Regions from separate parts of the Mus musculus genome. Here region 2 is linked to region 1. A link is a loop called in an ENCODE intact Hi-C map of the cell type or tissue named here. Cell type or tissue: gastrocnemius. All regions are shown on one strand. Each heading gives the region's core, and the rest is flanking DNA. Links, peaks and the distances in the headings are about the cores only. Region 1 overlaps Plcb1 (phospholipase C, beta 1). Region 2 overlaps Pak7 (p21 (RAC1) activated kinase 7).

Region 1 (12,370 bases), core at 1,489-9,488:
TAACTCTTGGAAAGAAAGATTTAATTTTTAAATATGAAATCAATTTTAAAAGCCATTTTTGGCCTTATTTTAAAGAAAAATATACTGTAGTAATTCCATATGCCCACTAGGTGGCAGAGGTTACAAGCAAAAATCTAGTAAGAGCAACTGAAGTTCCACCATATGACCCTTCCTTAATTGAAATTCATGTTAATTGGATCCCAGTGGCCTTCCAATTAAGTTTATAAAAAACATATCTTTGGTGCCTTTATTTATTTCATAATTTCTAGCACTTTGGGGAAGGATTTCTCCTTGTTTTGTTGAAACACATGAAAGTAACTGTCATAGAGAGGCCTGGAGAGAAACATAGTAAAAGTATTGATTCCTTTGAGCTGGACACAGAAAATTTGTGTTTTGCATTAAAGCTCACACATCTATGTGATGGGAAGGACTTGAGTTTCTCAATTATTTCAAAAAGTTAAGTTTAGTATTTCACAACTGAAGGTATTTAACCGTATTATTTATTTTATATTTTATTATTTGCATGTCATTCTAGTGCAACAGGGTGAGTTCTTTGGTAATTCCCTCATCTTTCTGTGTGACACTATCTTAGCCATAGCTTACTGTTGTATTAATGTTCACCTAAGCTGCCACTGTCATAGAACACAGAATGCCTGCTATTAAAACTATTCAGACCTTAAACTATCATAAGTTCTCAAGTCTCCTATCTGACCTCTGGCTTACTTTTAATAGAGTTTAGTGCTGACTTTCAATATCATCTTTGATTACTCAGCCATGGTGCCAAAAGGGCAGCCCACCTGGCTGGGCAGAGATGAAGCCAAGACAAAGCACCATCCAGCCCACAGAATCCCAGCCTCTCCTGTTATCAGTTTCCCCAATGGGGAAACTGGGGCTTTTCTACATATCCCTTGGCAAAACTGTCAGACATCAGTCTTTTGTTGTTTGCCATCATAGATGCTCAGTACTGTATCACATTTATCCCCAGAAAAAAAAATCCTCAGAGGCCCCTGGGAAATTTGACTACTCAAAAATCTTGTTAATCAGTGCCTTCCTTGCCCTCTTCTCCTGACGCATGTCTGGCAGGGTGGAGGAAGCGAGAGCTGCACATTTGTTGGCTCCTGGCCTAGGTCATTTCCAGACACAACATCCCTTTAGCATTCTGGCTTGGGGATTCCAGGCAAACTCTGTTCCTCGAGTCAGGGCACGCAGACAAGGCTGTTCTGGGTCCAGTGCAGCCTGGAGGTGCACTTTAGCCTTTAGGTCATTTGAAAATGTGTAAGTTCCCAGAAATATTTAATTTTTCATCTTATTTCAACACCTCGTGGGTATAGGTGGTAATTGAACCATGCCTGTCCCACTTATAACAGCTTCCTCTGGGTTTGGGTATGGCTTCTCTTCTCCTTGTCACCACTTTATAGGTCCAGTTCGTTAACTCTGATTTTTTTTTTTTTTTTTTTTTGTCTTTCAAGAAAAACCTTCTCTGTGTATGACATGTCCTGCATGGAAAAATCTGGCAATATAGGAAACCAATGCAGAAAACAAACAAACAAACAAAAAACCCACATAGCACCATAGGTACCACCCATAGGCAGCACTTGAGCCAGGAGACTCTCATTTGCGATGTCTGGTTGAACAAAGAATATGTCATCATTCCTCTTGGCATATGACTCTAGGGAGATTATTCCTAATGGAATCTAACTTAATGTGACCATACCAGAGCTTACCAATCATTGTTATCCATCTGTCAAAAGATATAATTTCCCAATAGCAAAATCTAATGCTTCTAGATTCTATGGCTAGGCTCCCGTTTTGATGTCCAGCCCAGTACCAACACTTATCTTCTCCTGCTCCATCCCAGTGAGAGAAGGTACACTGAAGAAACCTGGACAATCAGCAGTGCTATTTGTTGACTTAAGCTTTGGGGAACGAACTGATCCAATGCCACCTCTGAGGCTACAGGAATATCATGAGTTCAAGGTCATCGATAGCTGTACAGTAAGGCTTTGTTTCAAGGATGAAAAGTAGCAAGTTTAGGAGGGAATGAGAACATGAGTCAGTGATGCTGTTTATACTTCTGCCTTCCTTTGGTAAAATTTCCAGTGTGCTCTTTGTAATTACATGCCAAAATGTCACAGGGTTGACGTCCAGGTGACCCATGGAAGAAAATATCCCTGATAATAACTTATAAATGCATTACACAGAAAGATGCTGGGATAAAGTCGTCACCAGAAAAACTTGCTGTGGACATGGAAAGCAAGTCTAAACCAGCTGTCAGGCACTTGGAGTGTGGGGAAGCACTGTTGGAGGACTATACCATTATAGAGGCAATTATTTTATAGGACCGGCATTGATGCTACAGACACTTACTGAATGCTTACCTTCAATAGGGTATAGCTGATGGAGTGGACAGGATAACAGGCTCACAAGTCTTGGCACATTTCATTTTGTCCATTGGTAATGGCATACCATCATAACTGTTTCGTGCATTTACTTATTTAGCTTGAACCAGAAAGTGTTCTAGATACTTACCAAACATTAACTGTTTTGATCCTGGAAGAAACCTCATAAGGTAGGCAATCTTATGATCCCTAACTCATGTATACCCTCAAGGATAAAGATGGAGACACGGCACAGAGAAGTAAGTGACTTGCTAAATGGACTGAATTTGAATCCAAGGACACCTGGTTCCAAAGTCTGCACTCGTACCCATCACTTTGGTTTTTGCTGTGACATGGAAGCTGGTGGCATGAATCAAACTAGCATTTCCTTCTGTGTTATTTATTCAGAAGCCTGTCTCTGCTACTCTGAACCAAGCTGAGATCAGTTTAGCTGTTTCACTCACATGTGTATTCAGCTAGGGGTGTCTATCCCAGGACATCGGGCTTAGCAGTCCTTCCACAGAGCCTCTCCTTGTCTACCACTATAGCAGAAATCTGTAAAGGCTGGACAGACTCTCTATGGTCCTTTGTTTGCATTAAACGTTGCTGTTCTCTCATTTGATGGAAGCATCTAGGGAGATCCAGAGGCAGTGTGGGAAGGCTTTATTCAGGAGCATGAGAAAGTTGGAGTGGAAACAGAGCACATTGTGCAATTAACCTGACACTTCTTGATTTCACACTATGCTGAGTTAATCTTGCTTTCTTGACAGTTTCAAATTTGGTATTTCAGACTCCAGAGGAATTTTGAAAATGCCATAATGTGTAGCCTTACTGTTACAGGAAGAAAATAAAAGCAGTATGAAGCAGAAAGTTAAAAAGATGTTTATGATCTTAGGCTGACCCTGGAGAAACATCTTCCGAGGCTCCAAGCGAAACCAGGACAACGCCAGCAGAGAATGGGGTGAATCACACCGCATCCCTTGCACCCAAGCCGCCTTCCCAGGCTCCACACAGCCAGCCTGCTCCAGGTAAACAGCGGGACAGTGCCATTTGCTAGCTCTCCAACCTTCAGCTTCTGGGCACTTCTGCGGGCCCAGAAGCTATGGCTGAGGGATATAAGCAGACTATAAGTGATATGGGTGGGCAGGTGGCAGGATGGACACATGGTTGACTGTTACCAAGCCTCACAGATACTCACCTGGCTCTGCTGAGAACCTAAAACCCACCTGTGTCATTGGTTGTTATTTGGGGGTGAATTATGATCCATCCACTAATAGAGTTTGAGTTTGTGAAGAGTTCTACAAACAACTTACCAGTATGCCTTAGAAGCACTTTCTTGCTTCCACTTCAAGGCTCTGCCACCACCTGATTTTCCAGTAACCTTAAATGTCCTCTTATGCTAGGCTGTCTGCTAGAGTGTGCATTTGAGTTAGGTCATCTCATCATCCCAGTCCTCAGCAGGGTGCATTCTATAGTTTCATTTGGGAGATGATGAAGCACTTCCTGAAGGACACAATGCCAGAGAAGGGAAGCCAGGTCAGAGGGCGTATGGTACTACTAAAGTGCTTGCTTTTAGCTTCCGTTCTTCACCCAAATCATTTCAATGCCTCTCATGTTAGCATTTCAACTCACTCTCCTTAATTGAGTGTATGTATGGTGTGTGTGTGTGTGTGTGTGTGTGTGTGTGTGTGTGTGTGTGTGTGTGTATGTGGTAGTGTTTGTCTCTCTGTGTATGATATGTATGTGTCTGTGTGTTTGTATGTGTATATATGTATGTGTATGTGTGTATGAGTACTGTGATGGTGATGGTGTGTATGTCTGTTATGTATGTGTGTGTGTATGTATGTGTGTGTATATATATATATATATGTGTGTGTGTATGCACATATATATGTGGGGTGGCATTTGTGTATATGTATGTGCATGTGTGAGGGGTGTGGTGGTAGTGATGATGATGTGTGTGTATGATATGTATGTGTCTATGTTTGTATGTATGTATATATGTATGTGTGAGTGCTGTGGTGGTGGTGTGTGTGTGATATATATGTGTGTTTGTATGTATGTATGTGTGTGTATATGTGTGTGTGTGTGCTTGTATGTGTAATGTGTGGTGTGTATATATGTGTATGTGTGAGTGGTGTGGTGATGGTGGTAGTAATGGTGTGTGTGTGTGTGTGTGTGTGTGTGTGTGTGTGTGTTTTTGTGTTTCTCTTAACAGACAGAAGCCATCCTGAGAGCAAGTTGAGCTTCATGCATCCTCTGTAATCACTCACTTCCAAGAAGTGGCATGCATTTGAGCCATCTAGTTGAGTCAGTTAATAAAACAGGAGGGGGATAACATAAAACATGAGAGTGTGACTCTGTGCCCGTTTTCTTCTCTGTCATAGTGGAACATGGAATTGGTGAAATACAGATCTTCTCACTGATGGGCAAGGCTGCTTTTTCAGAGAATATGTTTTATAAATACAAATCCTTCTTCATTTGTATCAACCATGCATTCACTGATCCTCTACTCCTATGAAATCAATAATAGGAGAGAGTGAACCATAACAGGACACGGCATTTCCAAATGATTATTATCTACCACATGCAAACACTTTCAGGGCTTCTGAACTGAGCTTATTGCTTCTGGGAATAAAAGAGAATTTGCCATTTTAACATCTTGATTTTTAAGTGATACTCAAAAAATAATTTGGCTTACAGGAAACAGTTAAAAATATTACAGACTCTGTGATGCAAACTCTCCTTTCCCGCTAAAGTCAGCAAGAACACAGTAAGCTTTCAAAACAAGTTAGTCTTCTGTAAGCTTGGCCTGCCTTGCACCAGGGTCTATTGATTGTCCTAGATTTGCACCCAGGGTCCCACAGTGAGAGCACTTGCTCATCATGTCTCCACGATCACCTTCCTTCTGTAACAGCTCCCAACTCTCTCTTGTTTCTCATACCCCTGATATTTTATTATTTTTCAAAATGTCCCTTGCTTCCTTTGAGCTGCCTCAATGTTTTCTTGTCATTAATCTGGGCTTCTGTTTTGATGCTGTGCCCTTCTTAATGCATCTTGGTGGGGACAGGTAATGTTGCCATGTCCCAACCCTAGGTCAAAATGGCTTCCCTCTGAAAGTTTTGCTTCCCACTCCTCTGTGTAGAAGCATTTTGAGGGTGTGTAATACCTGTTACACCTCACACTTGGCACAGTGATCATGAAGTTGATTGGTCTTTGGTCAGCATTCACTCTTTAATCATGTCATTCCTGATCTTGCCAGAAGGTGGCAGTAGTATTGCTGAGATTGAATTTCTTGTTTTGGTTCAAGTAGAGGGATGTCTCCCTATCTATGGAGAATGCCCGTAGTTACTCATCAGCATAGCATTGAATCCAAGTTACAAACTAAAGAGGTTTTACTGTAATTATGTTGTAAACAACTTTCTACAACTTTTTAGCCATCTCTCTAAAGAGACTTAGAATTTGGGGGCACAGGGGCAGGACCCCCCCAGTCCTGGAGATGAAACCCAGATGGCCAAGTGCTCTTCTACCCCGGGGCTGCACCTCCATCCACAAACATGCTTGGAAAATGAGATAGAAATTTGGAAGATAAAGAAGGCCATCTCTTTGATCTTTTTGGTTGCAGGGTCTGTGAAGGCACCTGCCAAAACAGAAGATCTGATCCAGAGCGTGTTAACAGGTGAGCATAAACCATTTTTCCTCATGGAATTTGCCACATGAACATTGCACAGTAAGTGTACAGAGGGGAGAAGAAACCCGGCCTTGGATTACACCTAGTCAGGGACAGTTTCCAGAAGATGTCACGGCTCCTGGCAGTCCTCTGCCTTTTCCCTGGTGTTTACCATGACTGAAACGTGTCAGCTTTGCAAGAATGTGCAGGGCTGCAGATTGGGGATATGTAAACTTTATCCACACAGCTATATTTCACCAAAAATACATAAATCATTCCTAGAAATTATGAAGAACTTACAAGGCAACAAAGCACGTTTTTAAAGGGCTTCCATGGGAAGCAATACAATGCTGATGAAGAAAACAAGATACTGAAATGTTATCTAAAAATCTGCAAGTGTATACACACAGGGTCTGCACCGCACCCTATCTGTGGCTATCTCTGAACAGTTCACCCATTAGTGATATGTGTCTTTATGCAGATGAGCATTACTTTTTACATTTGGGGATATTCCCAAGGGATAGTCTTTTACCCGGAGGCTTTTTCAAAGACAGGTTAGACTGTCTTTTTCTTAGAGGGTTGGAGCACGGGGAGTTCTGTTTCTAGACTGTTTGTGGCTCATGTTCTAGGTTCTCATGAGGTGGAATCGGCTACCAGAAAATGCAGAAGTTTCTCAGGATTATAAATTCTTAATGCAGCCATTATTACGCAACTGTCTGAAGTCAGTTTGAACCTGAGGGAAACTGTTAAATAAATGTATCTAGTTCTCTCCACAACTTCTTCCTTCAATAAGAAGAAAAAGTAGTTGTCAGGACAGACACACAGTAAGAGAAGGAAGCACTGTTTAAAGGCCTTGGTGTTTAGCAACAGAAATTACCATTCCAGCTTCCCTGTTTATGCACAGCCCGTTTCTATCCAGGTTTGCTATGGTTTCTGATATATATTATTTCTGAACCTCTTGACAGTTCCAAATATTTATGGTATCTTTTGTGGTGTTGTTCCTAAAACAGAAAGTTCAAATCAAGAAATGGAAACATGTGAACTCTGACTTAGCTGGGTCCAAATAAATGATAATTCATTGAAGTTGAGACACCATACATTGAAAGGCTCCCCAAAACCCCATTCTTGTAATTCTAGAGAAAGCAATAGAGAAGCTAGTGTGGGATCTTGACTTCAGAAGTGAGAACTCATTTTACAAATGCTTATTATAGAAGTGATGGAGTGTGCCTATGTAGTGATTTAAGATCAGACTTTGTCACATTGACCATTTTTTTCCTCAACATTGGATAAAACACTACAGTCATACAGGTGGCCCTAGCCCTGCTGGAGCCTTTGTGAAAGTTAGATTAAAGGACACTTTCTTGGCACACCTGACTGTCATATCCCCTGATATGTAGGGAGAAACCTACGGTGTGTCCCTTGTCAGTGCATCCCCTGAATGACGCTGAACCTGTGTGATCATTTGCTAAGTCGCTTTAGCAGTGGCTGTCAACTCGTGGGTCATGACTCCTCCAGCAAACCTCCATTTCTAGAAATATTTACATTATGATTCATGACAGTAGCAGAATTATAGTTATGAAGTAGCAGCAAAAAACAATTTATGGTTGGGGATTACCACAACATGAAAAATTAAAGGTCCACATCATTAGGAAGGTTGAGAACCACTGATCTAAGGCATGGTACCAAAAACAACAAAACACTTTCCATGATTTTTATTTTATTTAACCATCAGACCAGCCTTTAGTAGAAATGCCATCATCCCTAAGAAGGATGAAGTTGGGGCCTGCTCCATTTTCCTCTGATGTGATATGTTCTGTTCCCGGGCATAGTGAGGCTAGGTTATTAACTCTGCTTCTCTGCAGAATTTTCCTCTATATAAAGGGAAATCTTCTTTTGATCATCCCAAATTCACAAGAAGCTGGCCTTCATGGGGAGACCAGACCCGGTGTGCCATGCACACCTTGGGTTCTCGTAGGATTGTTCAGAAGTCATACTGAAATTGATGTGCGTGCTTTTGCTTGGTTGTTTCCACTGCTGATCTACTTTCCCTCTCCTCAGCTCACAAGGAGCCACAGGCACACAAATCCCCATTCTAGACTCTCCTTCTGGGAAAACCAAACTTAAAGCCCCAAAGAAGGAACTCGCTCTCTGCAATGTTTTGTTAGCACAGTCGTTAGCTAGTGGCCAGAGCAGTTTACTGACAGTTCTGACATCTAGGCTGTGCTCTTCAGCCACTCTTGGAAGGAATAAGCTGTTCCTCTCTGAACAGGATGCCACTGTCCCTACCCCTGGACTCTCAGCCACTCTGTCACTCAGCTCCTAACGCTCCTCTGTTGCAGAAGTAGAGGCGCAAACCATCGAAGAGCTCAAGCAACAGAAATCGTTCGTGAAACTTCAAAAGAAACACTACAAAGAAATGAAAGACCTGGTGAAGAGACACCACAAGAAAACCACGGAGCTCATTAAGGAGCACACGACCAAGTACAACGAGATTCAGAATGACTACCTGAGAAGGAGGGCAGCCTTGGAGAAGTCCGCCAAAAAGGACAGCAAGAAGAAGTGAGTCCATAAAGAGATGCTGCCCTGGCGGGGGGTTGATGGTTTATATGCTGTGATGCCACAGGGAGCAAAGTCACTCCACAGGCTCCACCCTGCCCTTCTTGAGTATTTTCAGTTCACAGTTGCTTATAAGCTAAATTTAGTTCCCTCCTTCCTACCTTCCCTCTCTTCTCCCCTCCCCGCTTTCCAGGCTAGTCTTGGCTGGCTGAATTCCTGTGACCCTTCTTTCTCTGGTCTTGGCATAGCTAGTACTTTGGGTATGGATTTCTTCATTTGAACAAATTCTGGGGTAGATATACAATTATGCTTCCAGAGCACTAGCTCTTGGCTCAGATATCGGGTCCCTGATGCCCCCACCCCTACCCCACACCATCCCCACACACCATAGCAGCTGCCAAAGTGTGGGTATGGAGTTCTTATGTACCTAGAATCGAGTTGAACAGACTGTTTACCATGAGGAAGGAGAAGCTTCAACTTTCTTTTGATGCCTGAAACCCGTAATGGCCTGACAGATATCCTGGGGTCTGGGGCTCTCACAGTACATCTCTCATATACTCAAAGCACTCAGAATGTGGCAGAGAGAAGCAAGTCTAGCATAGCTATTGAGTAATATTATTATTTTGTTTCTTGTGCCCTGTGGATAATTCAATGATTGTATACAATTTTACCCTTAAACAGCAAATATGCAGTCACGTTTGCTAGTTAGTTTTATCTCAGCTTATAAAAACTAGAAAAATCTCAATGTACCCATCAAACTGCCCCAGGAAGTGTTTGGTGCATTTTCATAATTAATGTTTGACATGGGAAGGCTATTTTACTGTCAGTAGTGCTGAGTTAATGGCCCCAGGGTCTATAAGGAAGAAGGCTGAGGAAGCCATGAGGAACAAGTCAATAAGCAACATTTCTCCATGGCCTCTGTATTAGTTCCTTCCTCCAGGTACCTGCCCTGACTTCCTTCAATGATGGAAGTATAAGATGAAATAATCGCTTTGCTCCCTAAGTAGTTTTAGTCACGGTGTTTTATCACAGTAACAGAAACCCAAGACATCGAGATAACTCGAGGAAAATGGACAACACATATAACCGTGGTACAGCATAACCATAAAGACTATCAAAAAGAACAAAATTTTGATGTAGAATGACCTCAGAGAAGATAACATCCCCTGTGTTTTTAAATTTTTTTATTGCAGTGCTAAGGATGGATCCCAGGGACTTGTGCATGCTGGACAAGTCCTTCACTACTTAGCTGATACCCACTCTCTAGAGTTTTGAGACAGAGCATCACCATGTGTAGCTCAGTTTGCCAGCTAGGTTTTATGATGACTTGGCACAAGCTAGAGTCATCTGAGATGAGGGAATCTCAGTTGAGAAAATGCCTCCATAAGATTGGCTGTGGGTAAGCCTGAAGGGCATTTTCTCAATGATTGCTTTGAGAGGACTCAGCCTATTGTGGGTGGGGCCACCTCTTGGCTGGTGGTTCTGGGTTCTATAATAGGCTGCTGAGTAGATCGTAAGGAGAAAGCCAGTAAGTAGCACACCAGCCCCCCCACACTTGAGATGGACTTGAAGTCATAATTTGCCTGCCTTGTTGTCCAAAAGCTGAGATTATATGCAAATGTCACCACACCCAGCTGGGAGAGCCATTCTGACAAGTCACAGTATAGAATGAGGTGACTCCTAAGGAATCAATCATGCACAACCATAGAGTGATAGGAGGCAGTCCCAGGCCAAGGGGAAGATTCAAAGCCGGGAAAAATTGACCTGTTTCAAGAATAGTTCAGTTGGCAAAATGGATAAGACCTAGTGAGCCCCATGTGGTGTGACACAAATGATGTCTAGCAGCTAGGAGAGGGAACTGTTTAACCAAGGTCTTCCAGAGCAGAAGCAAATGACAAGTAATTCAGAACTTATGTGGTTGAGTGAGAAGCCACAGAAGGAAACAGTTTGATGAAATGTCTGCAGTCTAATTAATAGCCTCAGAAAATATTCATAGCTGCTGCATGGAAGATGACCCTTTGCTGCACTTTTGAGATGTACATGAGCTGCTATCAAGTCTGCTTCAGTCATGCTTGGAGCAGGTGATGCTAGAGTCATGGTGTCTAGATGGTACTCTGTCAGGACTGGGGACTCAGAGCAGGAACAGAGAGACCTGAGGGGACACTCTCTCAGGAGTCCAGATGGGCGATGATACAGGTTTTTCCTAAAAAAGAGGGGCACGGAAATGGTAGCAAAGGCTGGATTCTTGCCTTGTTGTTTTTCCTAAGAGAGTTTAGGATGAGAAGTGGATACCTGGAGGAAAGAAGACACGGCCCATGTGGCTCTGTCACTGCCAGCTATCCTTGTAGAGATTGAAATGTATGTGATCACGATGGCCATATCTGTTCAAGAAACTCCATTCTCCAGCTAAAGCCATATGGCTCAGAGTCTGCCTCATAGGAGCAGCAATGAGAAAGATGTTTTTAGGAGCCTCTTCAGAGCTGGGGTCATGGGTAAGAGTTTAACAAATTACTCTTATGAGATGTCCTAATGGTTCCTGTTAACTGATAAGTGGAGAGATGTGGTCAGGGAGACCCAACAATCATCAGAGATGTAGGAAACGGGTGTAGCGCTCACAGTCAGAGCTTTTCTAGAAATGGGTCAGGGGCTCTCAAAGTCTTTCAAGGTCTTGACCTAAAGGGAATTATCACTGCTGAGAAATACAACCTTTTTCTCTAGCTGAAACTTCTATATGCCGTCCTGAAACGGAGTGTGTAAGCCACCTGTCCATGGTTGGGAACACAGTAGGCTGTGATGCCTCCTTCTCCTCTTACTGTGCTCTGAATCATCATCTTTCTCACCAGGTAGAGAAAAGCAGGATGCAGCTTCAAATCCATATTGTGACATATGATGTAATGCGTGCTCACCTTGAAAACACGATCAAAATGCAAGACTTGATTTTTTAAAAGTAGCAAAAATCACCTTTCCTTAGAGGTTGAACAGACGTAGAACGATAGCAGGTGAGATGTGTCACTCCTTCTCGGGAAGCTAAAGGCTAAGTCAGCATTTACCTCTTGCTGCACAGCCAGTGAAGGCCAAGTTTGCTCTAAATACCTCCTAAGAACTCTAAAGATGCACACATTTATATGTTTATTTGCTCTTATACCATATCCTGAAAATTCCTAATGCAGCATCAAAATAACTTCACAGGAGAGATGTGTATGTAAATGCCTTTGTAGCCCACAATGTACAAAGAGGCCAGCATATAGAGGAAGCCAGGCAGGGCTTCTGAAACCTTCTGTTCTGCTTGAATCCCACATATGCTGGGTCTCTATGACCACCAGAACCAGCAGAGTAGTGATCCACAGGAGGCAAGAAAGTGGTTTGGTTTAACATGACTAAGTAGGGTATTGCTTCATGCTTACAGAGTCTGACAAGTAGTTTATTTTAGGCATATTTAAGCACAGCACAATCTGGTGAAAACTAACTCCTAGAGAAAGTACCCAAGGAGCTACAGGGGTCTGCAACCCTATAGGTGGAACAACAATATGAACTACCCAGTACCCCCGGAGCTCGTGTCTCTAGCTGCATATGTAGCAGAAGATGGCCTAGTCGGCCATCAGTGGAAAGAGAGGCCCATTGGTCTTGCAAACTTTATATGCCTCAGTACAGGGGAACGCTAGGGCCAAGAAGTGGGAGTGGGTAGGTAGGGGAGTGAGGGGGGTATGGGGGACTTTTGGGATAGCATTGGAAATGTAAATGAAGAAAATACCGAATTAAAATAAAA
Region 2 (12,370 bases), core at 1,607-9,606, 790 kb after region 1:
AAAGGAGATAAAGATATCTAGGGAGTGATGATCTCAGGGCAAAATCCTACCCAGCTAAGCTTATTGTTGGGTTTGATGTTGAACAAGGGAGAGTTTGAACTTTTAATCTGGAATGGACTACAATCCAGAAATGGAGGGCACACTTATGATCCACATCTTGAGGCTGGAAGACACAGGCTTTTGATCTGGATCTTGAGGAATAGTGGCCATAAACAGTTTAGGCCCAGGCATGGTGGTACACACCTTTAATCCCAGCATTCAGGAGACAGAGCCACGAAGAACTCTGAGTTCAAGGTCTGTGTACAGAACAAGTTCCAGGTCAGCCAAGCTTAGACAGAGAAGGAGTTGGAAAACAGAAAGCTGATGATAATGTAATAGAACAATGGGGCCCTGTCCCAGTTCCAGCAAGCTGCAGAACTTGGCAGTTTAGGCCATGTGGCTGTCTTTAGAGTTTTGGGGCTAAGGTCATAAAATGCTGATTCATAGGTTAATAAAAAGGGATCCTGGTGTAAATGACCAAACTGATATGCAATTCTTAAGGAAGCAGCTTATGCATAATAACAAACTGTGCTTTGGTCTGTAAGAGAGAACGCTCAGCAGAGAGCTGTCTTGAGCAGAACATAGAGCTGTCCGTTTGTATCATCTGCTAATCCCAAACACCCCTTTTAGGACCCCCTATCAAGCTGAGGATGAGCTTCAACAAAAACAACCAATTAAAAAATATGTTAAAGAGAAAAAGAAACAAAATAATGAGCAACAGATAGAAACTTATATGGTAAACACATACCCATTTGTATCAGTGGCTACTTTTAAGTATTATTGGTCAAGTGTATCTCTACAAAACATATCCTGTAAAACATAGAGATCATCAAAATGGATAAAAGATTAATACCCCCAAAATCTATTGTCTAGAGCAGTGGTTATCAACCTGTGCTTGTGACCCCTTGAGAGAGGTCATATACCAGATATTAATATTGGATTAATAACTGTCAAAATTACAGTTATGACCCTTTGGGAGGTCACATATCAGATATTCTGCATATTAGATACTAAGATTCATAACAGTATCAAAATTATAGTTATGAAGTAGCAATAAAATAATTTTATGGTTTGGGTCTGGGAGTTCAGGATTTGCCTCACAAAACAAACACCTACCCCAGGCACAGGGATTGTTTATTGAGCATATGTTTCAGGACGGGTTGACCAGAGCTGCAGTCCAGATTCAAGACTTCTTGTATGTTGGGGTCCATCCGACGGGCAGCTTAAGCCATAAAAACTTATATATAGGTGCAGGGAGTTCTGCTGGGAGGTTGGTTCTGGTCCAATCTTATTGTGGGTAACCATGCAAAACAGTTATATTGACTTCTATTTGTGACTGGTTTCTAAGGGCACAGATCATAACAGATTATGCAATCAATCTTGGCATGAGAAAGTTTCCTAGTAGTAGCAAAATCATATGAGAAAGTTTCCTTACAATGGCAGGCCATCCAAGTAACAGTTACCTAGACTTTAGCATTTTACCTGCATCTTAATTTTATCTAGGCCTTTATATTTTACATAGGTTCTAGCAAGAGATCACTACAATATGAAGAACTATATTAAAGAGTCACAGCATTATGAGAGTTGACAGCCACTGGTCTAGAAAAAGCCACTTAAAATACAAGGCTTTGCGGATTAAAAGTAAATGGATGGGGCAAGGCATCTAACATCCATCAAAAGAAACTAGGAGGAGTTGCTATAATGATTTCAGACAGCACAGACTTTTAAGTGAGAAAAATTGTAATAGATAGATTATCAAATGATGATAAAGGAAGTCAATGTTCCAAGTGAACACATAAACAACCAACCAATCAACCAACCAACAAACAAAAAAAGCCAAAGAACAAAAATCCTCCAAACAAACAAACAAACAAACAGAAAGAACCAATCCCCAACAGAGATGAGCCTAAAAATAGAGTTGCAAAATACAAGAAGCAAAAACTGATACAACTATGGGGAGAAAGAGATGAATTCACTCTTAGAGTTGAAACCTTCAGAATCCCTAATACACTAGGAAAATTCAGCAGGCAGGAGTCATTGAAAGGCAACTTTAATCACTGGATAAAATGTCCATTTATTTAACTACTTCATTAAACACAAGAGTACATTTTCTTCTTAAGCTCTCCAAGAGCATTCACCAAATAACTCTGGGTCACAAAACATACCTAAAAATATTTAAAATTACAAAAATAATACAATGTTTTCATTCTAGAATAAACAAGAAATCAATACCAGAAAGATAACTGGAAAGTTTCCCCCAGATAAACAGGTATTAAACAGTACAATTCCAAGTAACACACAAATCAAAAGGAATTCTCAAGAACAATTTAAAAATGTTTTAAGTTAATTAAACTGAAAGTATAACATCAGGGCGTGTGGGATGCAGCAAAGTCAGTGCCTTACACATACTAGAGAGAAGAGAGAAAAATCAAGTCACTACATACTATTCTACCTTTCAGTACTGCAAAACAAACAAACAAATAAACAATCAAAGTCATGCAAATTAAATCCAATAAAATAAAAGAAGGAGAAGGTCGAAGAAGACAAACAGATAAAAATTAGAGCATATATCAATGAAACTGGAAACAGAAAATCAGTAGAAAAAAAGCCCCAAGAAAACCAAAGTCTTATTCTTTGAAAACATAAATGAAATTGCTAAACATCTAGCTTGGATAACCAAGAAAGAGAGAGGACTCACACTACCACTGTCAGAAATGAAAGAAGGAACATCAATACAGATAGCACAGCCATTAAAATTTTTGAAAGGTGGGAGACAGATCTGTTGGAAAAGCACCTGTCCTGCAAGCAGGGAGAGCTGAGATCAGATCTCTGAACCCATGGGAAACCAGAGCATAGGGTATTCGGCTGTAACTACAGCAGTGGTGGGCTTCTGTTCAGTGAGAGACCCTGCGTCAAAAAGTAAGGGGACAAGTAATCGAGGAAGACATCTATCTTCGATTGCTCATCTCCACATGGTGCATACATCTAGAACATATATTTCTTTTAGAACATATATTTCTATTCTTTCATTTATTCCTTCAACAAACACCTGATCTAAGCTGAGACTGAACAAATTATGGCTTACTAGCCAAATGCGATCAGTCATCTTTTTGGTGTGTGTGTGGGGGTAATACTCTTTAGTGTAGTTTATTTTTGTATAGCAATTTTGTCTTCACAGCAAATCTAAAAGGTAAAGAAATGTCCTGTGTCCCCACACATGAGCTGCCTCCTGCACTATCAGTCAGGTGCCTACCAGACTGGTGGAGTTTGGGGGCTGATGAACCTGTGTTATCAGGTGCAGCCTACACACTCTACTAGGGGCTGCTCCTGTCATTGCACATGCTGTGGATTTCAACAAACTCAAAGATACTTGTATCTACCTCTGGATCACATGTATAAGAACACACACACACACACACACACACACATTCACACACACACACACAATTGAGTTCAGTGGTGACTTCTACCAAAATTTAAGGCTAACACAGCACTCTCTATCACAAGAAAATTAATCTATAGATAAACCTGTCTCATGAACACAGCTCTAAATATCCTCATTTGAAAACAAATTTAGCAATCTAAAACATAACAATACACCACAAAGCGGTAAGATTTATCCTGGCTATGCAATAACAATCCCACATCACACTGCTGTTCATACAACAGGCTACAGAGGAAAGTCTCATGATCACATCAACAGTAAAGAAATTGAAGAGAACTTCCCGGACTAGATGAAGAGCGGTTGTAAGAATCGATCACTGATTCTGCATTTGGTTCCAGAAGCTTCTCTGATGTGGCAAAATAGAAGGAAACAGTGATCTGTCTCACCATTCCTTTCAAGATTGTACTAGAAGTTACAGTTGATAAGACTTTATAGAACAAGGCTGAGGAAGGCTACAGATCGGAAGAAAGAATGAATGATGTTCTTTTTTTTTTTTAAAATAAGAGGGCATGATCAGTTATGTACAAAATTAGAAAGTATTAACCAAATTCTGCAATGACAAGTAGTTAAAAAGAGTCAGAGTTTACAATTCTAAACTATATAATAATAAACTTTTTGCAGCGTGGGGATAGGTATGTATGTTATGTGTGATTATATAAGTTTATTTATACATCAAAAGCCCAGAACGGGGGTAATGAGAGAAGAGGAAGAGACCTCAAAGGAAGTGGGAAATGAGGGAGGGATGGTATACATGCAATAGGAAAACAGGGAGGACTGATGAGGGAAGAAGAGGAGCCTGGTAGAACAGAAGAAACAACGGGGGGGGGGGGGGGAGGACAGAAAGGGAAGAGGGTGAACCAGAAGAAAGCATAAGGGCCTATGTAAGAAGATGTCATGATCAGACCTAGTACTCTGTATGGCAACCAAAAATTAATAGAAAGGAAATATTAAACAGACTAAAGTGAATAAAGAAATCGCATTATTTCTTATATAAAACATCAGTTGGTTCCTGTGTATCATTGATGGATAAGTGAAGCTCAGAATTAAAAAAAAAATACCATTCTGATTAGCATCTTCATTGCAATTTACAGGTATAAATCTAACAAACACAGACAAGATCTGTGTGCTCCAAAGTACAAAATGTTAACGAAAATATAAAAAGGAATTGAGTAAACAAATAAATATTCCATGATCATGGATCAGATGACATAATGTTCTTACTTCAACTTGATCTACAGATGTAGCTTAATTCAGATCAAAATTCCAGCAAAAAATCCATGTACTTAGGTGAATATATAGTAGATTATAAACAACAGTTCTCAACCTGTGGGTTGTGACCCCTTTGGGGGTCGCATATCAGACGTTCTGCATATCAGATATTTATGTTACAATTCATAACAGTGTCAAAATTAGTTTTGAAGTTGCAATGAAATAACTTTATGGTTGGGGTCACCCCAACATGAGGGACTGTGTTAAAGGGCTGCAGCATCAGGAAGGTAGAGAATCATTATCATATGTGATAGAGAGAGAGCAAACCTATAACAATTTGTAAAAGGTAAAGCTATGCAGAGAGTAAAAAGACTCATGATTTCCAGGATTAACAGGAGGAAGGCATGGGTAGCTGGAGCACAGGGATGCTCAGGGCAGTAACACTGCCCCATGCCACCCAACCGTAGATTTAAGTCTCTGTTGGCAGTCATGTGCAATGTGCATGCCAAGAGCATTCCCTCAGTGTCACCTGTGGACGGTGGCTGGTGTTCTTGCATCAGTGAGAGTCCCTCAGTCACAAGACTGCATCAGTCTGGTGAGGCTTTTGGCATTGAGAGGCTGTGCATGTTTGGGGCTGGGGGTGGTAGTATCTGTGGATCCTCTGTACCTTCTAAATTTTCTCTGATCCAGAAATTGGTCTACAAAAACGAAACAAAACAAAACAAAACAAAACAAACAAAAAACCGAAACGCAAATAAACCAATCCACCACCAGCAAACTATATTAAGGCATTTTTTTCTCTCTACCAAGAAAGATGACTGCATTAGGCCACTGTATCACATTTTGTGGAGTTGCCCCCTTGCTGGAGGAGTAAGCAGGAGACTAAGAACGGATGCTCTAGTCACCACCACTGCAAAGCCACAGGTGTTTTTGTTCCGTATTGTGGAGGCCAGGAATTTGGCAAGAACATCTTCTGGGAAGTTGCCTGTGAAATTAGCGGTTGGTTGAGTCTGTGGTCACAATAAGTGACTGTATATTCCAGATGTTCACTATCATGGTGGCAGGCACTAGATAGAGGCTGTTAACTGGGGGTTCTGTCAGAATATCTGTCACAGCATCTACATGTGATTTTTTCCAAAACAGACTTTCTTACAGGAAATTTAATTTATGTGTGATTCAGGAACAAAAGGGCTGAGAGGCACAACAGAGTGTGGAAAAGGTTAAATTATAACTCAGAAGGGAAAGCTGTCTAATTACTCAGAGTTGAGAGGATAACATTTGTTTATCTCAGTATGGGATCAGTTTTGCTAATTAAAATGCAAATTCCTCTTAATTTGTAAGTGGAAGCATTGACAAATTAAAGCCACAATGTATCCATACCCCAAATGACAGCATACAGGTGCTAACAATGTCACCCCGCTTCCCAAAGCAGCTAGGTGCAAAGCTGTGATGCTGTTCTCGGCCACTAGGTGGCACCTTTGCATAGGTTTGAGAAATCTAGCCTGCAACGAACAGAGTTGAGCACCTTTTCTTTCCCAAGCACTAGATGGCATCTCAGTTTCCTTTGATGCCTTTGAGCACAGAGATTTTCATAGACACAGAGCTGAGGATGAGACCCGGGAAAACTGTGTTAAGCGATTATTCCTGCTTATAACTTTATTATTCCCTGCGAGCTTTTCAATGTGCATCAGAAACAGGAACACTTGCCCTTAACTGAAAGCCAAGAAAATTATTCAGTTTTAGAGACAATACAGGAATCCAAGCATTCAAAATGTCAGCATGACCATGATTATTATTAATACTAAACTATGGAAAACAAAAAAAGGAAAAATAAATAAATAAATAAAAGTTGTATTATCAAGCATTAAAGGGATGTTTAAATGTTAAATCTATATCCTTAAGTTGTAGAAATGCAATAGGAGAAAAGATTGAATATACAAGAAGAGATTATCTAAACTGAATTTACAAACAGATGAGTAGGCTTGTAATGGGACACTTACACCAGAAGAGGGCGGCATAGTTTAAGGAATTCACAACATTTAGGAACTCGATAGGTCAGAGGACACCTCTCTAATGTTATTGTGCTAAAATTGTTAATCAAATTGAAATGCATGACTCTACTTTATGTGGCTTGTGCCTTTCTCTGCTAAGAACCTCTACCCAGTGTTATTGCTGAGGTGAACGTATAGCAAGGTACCCTGGCTCCGGACTTTAGTTCAGACATTATTTATGGAGTGCCTGTTGCCTGACAGCAAGGTCCGTAAGTAGAATAACCAGCTGGTTAAAGGGAAACTTAGAGAGTGAACATAGCAGTGTTTCAGGGCGGGGGTTCCAAGAGGAGATTCAGAAGATGGAAGGTGTGTCCTCTCATAGTCTGTTCCTGGGTGTTGCTCTAGTATTTAATGGACTAGAGCAAATAGAAGCAAAGAGCTTTAGAGTAAAAACAAACAAACAGACAAACAAACCGCACAAAAGCATGGTGATGTTCAAGCCTAGGAATGTTAAGTACCATCTAGGATTTGGGAAAGAAAAACCGAAAAGGGATCCGATCACTCTCTTTTGTTTTCAGTTGGAGGAGACAGCTGATAGTTGCTAAGCCCCGGCCTTGTTCTAGCCAGCTTCCTTACGAGTGGCTCATCCTCTCTGACACCAAATCTTGAAAACTTTGTCGACTCCTCTCTCTTCTTGACTTCTTCTCCCTCCCTGTTTGCTGTGTTGATTCTGATGTGAGCAGCTGGGCCAGTACTTGGTTGTTCCTGATGGCTGGTGCTCTCTGCATTCTTGGGTAGATACTAGAAAGCACACACTGTATCCAACTCTGCTCTGGTGAGCATGACGCCGAATCTCTGTGATTTCTCTACTTGGCTCTTGTTGTTTGAACTCACAGGGGATTTCTAGATGGTGCTGAAGTTTGCTCCCAAGGGGAAGTCTTTCAGCATTAGAAGACAGCTGTCCTACATAACTTTCTACTCCTGAGTCTTTGACAGATCACCACTGTTCTCAGCCATTCATGAAACTGCCTAAGTTCTGGATTATTTATCCTTGTGGTCACCTTCCCTCTGAAGCACCCATTAGACAGTGTCCCAAGATAAAAGTGATGCCTTCAGAGTTTGAATAACGTGGCAGGAGGTGGGTAGAGAGGATGAGGATGGAGCAGGCTATTTCCATCCTTGCTACTTCCCTTTCTCCTCTCCGTACTCTGTATGTGTAATTGTGATCACTCCCTTGAGCCCTTCCCCTCTGGGATGAATGGTTCAGTAAGGAAGAGCTCACATCTGACTCATTCACTGCTGTGTCCCTAGCACGTAGCGCTGATCTCAGGACACAGCAGCCGTGTGTCGAAACAACGTGACCTGAAATACAAAAATGGAAATTTGAATTCAAGCCTCTCCAGAAAGGCTGTTGAAGGCAGAAAGGATTCTGGGATCATTATAAGTCAAGCATGGTGCACTTCTTCATGTTCAGTCAGAACTACCTCTCTTGATCAAGATCAAATGGCCTCCTAGGCCCTGGAGAGTTAGACATTGGTAAGGTCTGGCTTGAGAGACATCTGAGCACAGATAAGTCTGGGAACCTGTCTGTGCTCCATTTGTGCAAAGATCCGCATAGATAAGCTTCTTTGAGAGCAACATGAAGACCTGTGAAACGGATTCAGGCATCATTGTTTTTCTGTCTGTACAGAGCTAAGACAAGACTGAAAAGTGTCTTTGTCCTTGATGCTCAGGGATAGTAGCAGGAACGGAGCTTCCTTTGTGTCTCAAGGGGCAACAAGCTGTCTGTCTTTGTTAGCCCACTACTTCCTAGGCATGGATTCCAGTCTGTCACCCTCTCACAGTGGGACAACCACATCTCAGATGGAGAAAAGAGATAGACTTAAGCATTAGTAGCAGTGTGAGAATCGCTAGGCGATTCCCACTGTGCAAATAGAGCATGTTTACACAGCTTTAGCTTGCACTGCTAACCCCATATCCATTTGTGTGTTATGAGCAGATGATAAAAAGTTCATTGCTGATGGAAATGTATCTGTGCTGTATATGTTTTATCCCAACTAAATGAAACTAGCAAGAGAGAGAATAAACAAAGGCCTAGGGACAAATTAAACCTGTACTCTCCAAAGATTGGAACATGAGAGTCACACAACAGCTTTGTACAAAAAGCAGCCAGAGCCTCTCTGATGATTGGTCAGTGTGAAGAGAGCTGGGACCTGGGCACTTTGGGGGATAGTTTAGGAGGAAGGATGAAGAGTAGGCTGGGATGAGACTTAGAACCTGAGAACTAAAAAAGATAGTTCAGAATCTGCAAAAGCAAAGCAAAACAAAACAAAACAAAACAAAACAAAACAAAACAAAAACCCACAAAGGATGGGAGTGCCTGCATAGACAAGACAGAGGTGCAGAGAAGGGAAGAACTGGTGAGTGGGTGGGAACATGATTTCAGAAATAATTGATATTAAATTCTCTGTGCTGAGAACTTGAGTGTGTACCTTAAAAACTTTATTGAATTCAGGACAGGAATGATCTTGAAACACCAGAAATAAAAACAAAACAGCCAAACAAGCTTAAAAGAACCACATAGCCTGGAAAAATTCCTTATTTTCCATATGTCCCATATTTCTTCCATACGTTCAGGAAATAAGGATGTCAGTGGGCTATTATCTAAACAACACAATGGCACACCTACACAATGGCACACCTACACAATGGAACACCTACACAATGGCACACCTACACAATGGCACACCTACACAATGGCACACCTATACAATGGAACACCTACACAATGGCACACCTACACAATGGCACACCTACACAATGGAACACCTACACGATGAGACTAGACTGGAAGAAACTGTCTTTGTCTCCACTCTGCTCTGTTCTACACCCCTCTCTAAGAATAGGAACTCTTTCTTACCTACTTCCAGGAAAGGAAGAAGTCAGAAAATATTAATGGTACTGTTATCTAAAACCTTGAAGCTTTAATGACGTGGAGTCCTGCAGGGAACACTGCTGGCAGATTTCCACTCCCTTTTCCTACTGGTTGAGTCTTTGTGGGCCACAGCTCCTGGCCATTGTCTCATTGTCTTGGACAGTTTTCTGTTGATATAGTGAAATGCCAAGCATGGTATATTTGAAGTTTCTCTCCCTCTCCCTGTCCCTCTCCCTTCCCTTCCCCCTGTCTTCCCCTCTCTCTCTCTCTCTCTCTCTCTCTCTCTCTCTCTCTCTCTCTCTCTCTCCTCCCCCAGATGAAACTGTTAGTGATCTTCTTGCTAGGAGAGTCTCAATAGCATTCCCTCAAAGTGGATTCAATTCCTATACGAGCTTTGTTGGGGTCATTGAAAATATGTGGCCACCGTTTTGGTTATGGAAAGCGGACTCTAATCCTCAGACAGCCTGGGAAGGGATCCTTCTGCTAAGTGGCTTCAGGCAATGGTTGATAAACAAGTTGGAATATAAGGACAGACTTGCTGTCTTAAGATGTGACAATGTCCTTGGCACAACTCACACATAGAAGCTGGTTGAGGGATCAACCACATACTCATCTACTCTTAAACATAGTCCACTGTATTTTGCCTCCTTCACCCTGCCGTGGTTTCTGTTGAGGACTTTCTATGGGGGAGCACACTCATAAAAGTTCTCACCCCTGCCTCTGCCATTAGGAGAATAAATTTGAGAGAATCTCTCTGTGTGTGTTTCTCTTGTCTGCACCCCGGACTAAACCCAGGACTATTCACATGCTAGGCAAGTATTCTACCACAGAACGACACCTCCAGCCCCTTCTGTTTTTATTGCACTCTCTCTGTAACCCTAGGTGACCCTCCTGCTTCCATTTCCTGATTAGCTGGGATTACAAATATGTGCTGCCAGGCCCATCATGCTGGAGTATCTCATATCTGAAATGTGCCAGTCAGGTATTTCTGATGTCAGAAAATTTTCAGATCTTGGAATATTTACACAGGCTTTCCTGCCTGAGCATAATACCTAATCTAAATTTATAAAATTTGAATGCTTTGAAATCCAAAATTTAGAGATTATGCTAGTCAAGACTCCAAATAGCAAACTATCTGGATCTGTGTTGTTTAATATGGGCACCATGACTATTTAGTTTTAAATCATTACAGAAACGGAATATCCGGTGCTTCAGTTGTCATTTCCTTTCCAGAGTTTCTTATGTGTCCCAGAGTTCCATGTGTCTAAGAGTGGCTTATTGGACAACACAGATGGGTTCTGTTGGGGAACACTGATCTAGGACAATGACTTCAGGATGAGATAAAGCAAACGAAGAATGACTGCTAAGGAGAATGCCTGGTATGCCCCCTGTCTGTGTATTCCTTCCTCTGTTTGTCTCTCTCAATCTTTCTGTCTTCATTAACCATTCTTAAGATGGAGTGCAGAGCTTATAATGCTAGTTTAGTTGAATTGTTATACAATTATTTTATCTAAACAAGGAGTTGAAGGTGTTAGAACATTATAAATTTTTCCAAAGTCCTTTTGTGATTGGGTTACCTCACTCAGAATGATGCCCTCCAGGTCCATCCATTTGCCTAGAAATTTTGTAAATTCATTCTTTTTAATAGCTGAGTAGTACTCCATTGTGTAAATGTATCACATTTTTTTGTATCCATTCCTCTGTTGAGGGGCATCTGGGTTCTTTCCAGCTTCTGCCTATTATAAATAAGGCCACTATGAACATAGTGGGGCATGTGTCCTTCTTACCAATTGGAACATCTTCTGGATATATGCCCAGGAGAGGTATTGCGGGATCCTCCGGTACTACTATGTCCAATTTTCTGAGGAACCGCCAGACTGATTTCCAGAGTGGTTGTACAAGCTTGCAATCCCACCAACAATGGAGGAGTGTTCCTCTTTCTCCACATCTTCGCCAGCATCTGCTGTTACCTGAATTTTTGAACTTAGCCATTCTGACTGGTGTGAGGTGGAATCTCAGGGTTGTTTTGATTTGCATTTCCCTGATGATTAAGAATGTTGAATGTTTTTTCAGGTGCTTCTCTGCCATTCGGTATTCCTCAGGTGAGACTTCTTTGTTTAGCTCTGAGCCCCATTTTTAATGGGGTTATTTGATTTTCTGGATTCCACCTTCTTGAGTTCTTTATATATATTGGATATTAGTCCCCTATCTGATTTAGGATAGGTAAAGATCCTTTCCCAATCTGTTGGTGGCCTTTTTGTCTTATTGACAGTGTCTTTTGCCTTGCAGAAGCTTTGCAATTTTATGAGGTCCCATTTGTCGATTCTCGATCTTACAGCACAAGCCATTGCTGTTCTATTCAGGAATTTTTCCCCTGTACCCGTATCTTCAAGGGTTTTCCCTACTTTCTCCTCTATAAGTTTCAGTCTCTCTGGTTTTATGTGGAGTTCCTTAATCCACTTAGATTTGACCTTAGTACAAGGAGATAGGAATGGATCAATTCGAATTCTTCTACATGATCACCACCAGTTGTGCCAGCACCATTTGTTGAAAATGCTGTCTTTTTTCCACTGTATGGTTTTTGCTCCCTTGTCAAAGACCAAGTGACCATAGGTGTGTGGGTTCATTTCTGGGTCTTCAATTCTATTCCATTGGTCTACTTGTCTGGCGCTATACCAGTACCATGCAGTTTTTATCACAATAGCTCCGTAGTACAGCTTTAGGTCAGGCATGGTGATTCCACCGTGTACT

The links. Peaks named below come from ENCODE experiments on the same cell type or tissue, not always from the same donor. Only the 100,000 strongest peaks of a DNase experiment are listed, where the experiment ranks them.
Region 2: it touches region 1 in a loop (4-fold over the local background); 11 of 42 quality-filtered maps call a loop at or near these places.

The regions. Positions count from the first base shown.
Region 1 is chr2:135,356,381-135,368,750 of GRCm38, forward strand. It overlaps Plcb1 (phospholipase C, beta 1), which reads left to right. Exons shown (of 32, transcript NM_001145830.1): 24 at 3,274-3,406; 25 at 6,004-6,057; 26 at 8,388-8,607. Among named protein-coding and RNA genes, the nearest start is that of 4930545L23Rik, 150 kb to the left of the region's middle. In gastrocnemius, for the core only: a CTCF peak has its summit at 5,638 (motif pointing right); a DNase peak (open chromatin) is centred at 5,635.
Region 2 is chr2:136,142,997-136,155,366 of GRCm38, forward strand. The region is part of intron 3 of Pak7 (p21 (RAC1) activated kinase 7); the gene reads right to left. All of the region lies in intron 3 of Gm14218 (a long non-coding RNA gene), which reads left to right. Among named protein-coding and RNA genes, the nearest start is that of Gm14218, 12 kb to the left of the region's middle. In gastrocnemius, for the core only: CTCF peaks have their summits at 6,157 (motif pointing right) and 6,719 (motif pointing right); DNase peaks (open chromatin) are centred at 5,260, 6,166 and 6,707.